2 separate regions of the Mus musculus genome follow, and region 1 is linked to region 2. Evidence: chromatin loops called from intact Hi-C (ENCODE). Cell type or tissue: gastrocnemius. All regions are shown on one strand.

Region 1 (2,500 bases), 240 kb after region 2:
CCTTGAAAGAGGGGGCGCCTGTGAGCAGCTGTGGAGGGGGACTTATGGGTTTAGCCTTCCCTAAAGCTGCAAGGCTGAAAGGTTGGTTATTGTTTCAGCTGTTGTCATTTTGCACGTGGTTTTTAATCACATTGTTAATTTGGGCAGTAAAATAGGGTTTTCCAGGTTTTTCTCTGAACGTGCTGCTAGATAGCATCTGTACAGGCTCTGTGCCCCTGGCATGTGCATCTTAGATGTTGAAAGGCACACATTGAGGCTCAGGATTCTCATGCCCTTGGAGTCCTGTGGCCAAGCTACCCTGGGAACCCAAGGCTGGTCACCCCAGGATCCCCACTGCATACCTGAATATGCCAAATGATTTCACAGTGACCACAAATTCCCAGAGCAGATAATTCCAGCTACAGCGGTCACTGGTGTTTATAACCTCCCAAGAGACATACTATGTCAGAGGGGGGAAGCTATGGTTTTCATCTCTTCACTCGGGGTCTGAGCTTTGGTCAGCTCCCCTACCCCCACAGGCACACACACTAAAGTACCCATTACTCAAGGGCAATGGCATCAAATGTAAAGGGTCACACTTAGGCAGCTGCCAGAGATCAGCTGCAGACAGGAGGTGGCTAGGGACTGAATTTACATCAGCTTCTGAGCCTCTAGTCCAGACAGCAATCTCCCAAAGCTCTTAAAAAAATGGTGTCAAATGGCCAAAGACCTTCAAGAGACAATGGCATCAGAAATGGTCTCTGACACTAAATGCTGAGGGGAACCAGAAAGATAAATCATTATCATTTAAGCTCTGCGCGTTTTTTTAGACATAGTGTTTTTGCAATGTTTCCATAGAATGAAGAAATAAATCACCCTGCCCTTGACACTTTTAATAACTTTAAGAATGTGGTTAGGGTAATACTTAACTTTATTGACATATTGTATGGTTCATCCATCTCATCAAATGTCAATGAAACTTCGATGAGTATTAACTGAGGGCCCATAATACACTAGGAACTGGCTAGAAACACCCCCTCCCCCCGCCGAGTTCTCAAGTACCTTCCAGAAGCTCTCACTCACCGGCTTGACTGCTTCTGTGGAAATCGATCGCCTAGAAGGTTGTGCTTGAGGTTTGGAAGCTGGGACTCAGCAGAATCTAGCTAGGGAATTTGGTTTGCTGACTTTGGGGGGAGGGGGGAAATCCCTTCTTGGACTATTTGTGAGTATTCTCAGATTTAGGTGCCTCCTGTGAGCTTGGGACACAGACATGATAAATGGCCATTGGACAGTTGTGCTCCAGAGAGTCTGTGCAGCTTCTATAACTCAAGGTGGGCTCTGGAATTGCCTGGTCTCTACTTTCACAGAACAGGAAATAAGCCCAGGTAGGATCAACTCTTCAAAGTCACAATGCTACAACATAGCAGAACACTTGAAAATTGACTGTCTTGATTCTCAAGCCAATCTTCTCTCCACTAGTGTTCCGTTGGTGGTTGTATATTTTACAAAGGTTGAGAAAAGAAGGGAGAGGTCCAGTGAGATGGCTCATTGGGTAAGGATGCTTGCTGCTAAGCCCGACAACCTGAGATTCTGAGAAACCAGGGAAGAGAGGATGGAAGGGGTGAGCATATCAAACAATGCAAGGACTGACTGTGGTGACATCTGGCTCTTCTCAGCACAGGTTTCTCTCTCATTTCAAAGTTGAGCTGCTGTCTTTCCAAGAACACTGTGACCACCAACCCTCCCCTCTCAGCCATTCTAAGAGAGTCTTCATGTTTCCATTTGGACATTACTACTCCAAGAAGCTGTGCCTTTCCATGAAACCTAACTGCATCTTTTCAAGGCCCCCAAACCACATTACCTCCCCCTCACAGCTCCTAACATACTCCATTTTAATTGTATTTTATTTGTCTGCCTTCTCCAATCTTCTGTGAACAGCTGAAGGGTAGGGGCTAAGTCTGTTCTGAGCTCTCAAGATTGTCTCTATAGATCCTAAAGATAATAACTCTAAGAATGCAGTGAAGGTAATACTTAACTTATTGATATTGTTTACCATTCATCCATCTCATCAGACCTCAATTAAATCTCAGTGACCATTAAATAAGGGTTCGGCATGTCCTCAGCAGTAGAGCCTGGCATAGAGTAGATATCCAATAAATATTTTAGAATCCATAAATGAAGAGTGGGACACAGAGTCTCATCAGGAGGAAAGTGTCATTAGCCATTCCTCTCACAGAGTGATCCAATTTCTCCTGTCCCCTGAATACATCCTTGGCTGCTAATCTAAGCATTCTATAGTCAGACTTAGTTTGCCTGAGAAAACATATTATGGACCATGTAAAGATGAAAGCACACACATTTAAATGTGGCCCCTGTTATTTACGGGCATAGAACTTATACTCAAAGCACACATCTCCTGTAGAGCAAAAGCCAAAGGAAAAAATATCATACAAAGAAGTACAGAGCAAACACTTCAGAAATAGTTTGATATCTCTGCTACATAAAGAATTCATACAAATTG
Region 2 (2,500 bases):
CCCCAGATGAGAGTTTCTCATAGTCATCACCATATGTGGTTTCTCTCTCCCACATTTAAGGCTATAGACTCAGCCCATCAAAGAGAGCATCCAGATGGGAAGGGAGGACACAGCAGCCAACACTGGCGATCCAGTTGCCAGCAGGGTACTGCACTGATTCAGCGATTGCCGAGCTGTGTGGAGTGTGATCCTCACACTTATAAATACACACGCTTTCCGTCCCCACCCCTGTGCATTATTTACCAGTCTGCTCCTCCCACAAGAGGGTCGAGGAATACACAAAGTAAAATTATTCAAATACGATGAGAGTTAGACAGTTTCCTAAAGATCCACATGGTCCATTATTTCCCTGAGAATGTTCCAAGCAGCATCAGCTGTGGGAAATGTTAATAGGTTCTCCTTGGAAAAGAGGTCCCACGGTCAAATAAATTTGGGAAATGCTATCCACTTTATCACCCTAGTGGAGATTCGCTGTTCATATTAGCATTATAAAGGCCATGAGAAACTCTGAAAGAAAGAAAATCCCATTTCAAATTATTAAATACCATAGAACTGTAGTTTTGAGGGACAGGTTTTTATGGAGCTGCAGTTTGGGAAATATTTATCTAGTTCCAGTCTTTCTATTCAGCAGATTCTGAAATAGTGCGTCCAACGCATGAGCCAAGATGGGACACAAAGCTGCTTTCTGGCTGCTGGTTCAGTTTACACCTGCCTCAGGGCTCAAAGGAGTCCTAGGCTTTGCTGGTCACTGGACTAGTCTGGGAATCTTTAACACTGAAGCCTTAGCCTGGGGATGAAGCTCTGCCAGTTGTGCGCTTGCCTAACAGGCATCAAGCCTGGGGGTTCATCCTCCAGCCCTGTGTAAACTAGAGATGGCGGTGCATGTCTGCACTGGGAAGGTAGGGGGATCAGAAATTCAAGGTTATCTTCAGTTACCATATCAAGTCCAAGGCCAGCCTGGGCTACCAAATCCTAAAGTACTGGTGCCACCTGCAGGCTTCTGGTTAATGCTATGAGTCAGAAAACCAGGGGACTTCAGTATTCCTCAGGTGACTCTGATGTGTGACAGAGATGAGAAAACACAGGAAGGACCACATTCAGATTTTGCCTTTTGCCTTCTGTACTCAAAGGAGTTCAAATAATCCAAGCCAGGAAATCAAACCTTCCTTACACACATGCGCACGCGCACACACACACAGAGGAAGCACCCGAGCCACAGTATGTTCTGATAGCATCAGAGAAGATGCTGGTGGCCTATGCCAGAGGACCCCTCAGTCCAGCAAGCAGCTGACAAATGTTAACTGATCGCCTGTTATATCTTAGGCACAGTACTGGACTTTGGTTTTGTTTTTGTATTGTTAGGTTTTGTTTTTATTTTTATTTATTTATTTTTTATAGTCAGGCCTGTTGCTGCATCCAGGAAAAAAGAGTGGAGACCCACTCCTAGCCTCTCACCACAACGTAGACAGACAGCTTTCAGACACTGACTGCTTCCAGCCGATGCCTGCAGTCATGCTCAATCACTGTGAGGCGTCCTCTTCTCAGAAACGATAGAGTCTGGGTTTTTCTCCAGGGCGATGGTTTGAATGTGCATTTCCGTTTGAATCCACTAAATAGCAGTACATGTTTTTATGAAAGCTCAGCCCTGGTGATCCCTCCAAAAGGCAGCCCTACACATTTTAAATGATTGCCAAATGTACAGAACAAAACTTAAAGAAATAAAGTTTAAAACGAGCCAGCCTCCCCATCCTGCAGAGCCCAGAAGGATGTCCTAGGTGATCAGAGGGCCTAAGGACCTGTTTATGGGGTCAGGGCTACTCTAGTCTGCCCACTACTCTCATCAGCCAGAGTATTTTACTATTATTGTTTTTAGCATATTTCTCCTCCTCCCCACCGTGACTGAGTCAAATAAAGCTGTTCCTCCAGTCTGGGGAAAGTCACAGAAAAAAGAAACAAGGAGAAAATGTAAAAGGAAAGGTAAACTGAAAATGAAGGGATTTAGTTCAAAGTAAAACACAGGCACACAAGTACCAACCAGAGCAATCCAGTTTGTTTCTTGAGAGATGAGAGATGGGGTAAGAAAGAAAATGAGCAACTCCATAAAATAGATGGCGGGGCAATTTGTGAATTCAAAATTCACGACTGCTTCCCCCGAAGGATTTGTTATAAAAGTCGAGGGCAATTTGCCTATCTCAAGCAGCTGCAGCCTTGGAGAGATTGACTACAGCTAACATGGGGTGGGGGAGGGGCTTGAGGGCCAAAGCATTGTGCATACAGACCCAACCCAGGGTCTATAAAGGTGTGCAGTGTACAAAGGGCCAGGGAGCTTGGAAAAAAATAAACAAGACCATAGAAGAGTTTGAAAGGAGACCTGTAAGGGAGGTTGGGAACCTGGTGCTTTTGGATTTGAACCCCATTTCTCTCTGGTTATCTGCTCTGTGATATCCAGGGCATTGCTTCTTTGAATGACACTTGTCTTGTCCGAGACCCGGTGTCACTG

The links. A loop is a pair of places that touch in the nucleus more often than their neighbours do. Peaks named below come from ENCODE experiments on the same cell type or tissue, not always from the same donor. Only the 100,000 strongest peaks of a DNase experiment are listed, where the experiment ranks them.
Region 1: it touches region 2 in a loop (4-fold over the local background); 2 of 42 quality-filtered maps call a loop at or near these places.

The regions. Positions count from the first base shown.
Region 1 is chr9:101,687,757-101,690,256 of GRCm38, reverse strand. No RefSeq gene overlaps it. Among named protein-coding and RNA genes, the nearest start is that of Gm31326, 300 kb to the left of the region's middle. In gastrocnemius, no CTCF peak of the experiment used is centred here; DNase peaks (open chromatin) are centred at 281 and 1,046.
Region 2 is chr9:101,924,812-101,927,311 of GRCm38, reverse strand. All of the region lies in intron 15 of Ephb1 (Eph receptor B1), which reads left to right. Among named protein-coding and RNA genes, the nearest start is that of Gm31326, 58 kb to the left of the region's middle. In gastrocnemius, a CTCF peak has its summit at 1,002 (motif pointing left); no DNase peak of the experiment used is centred here.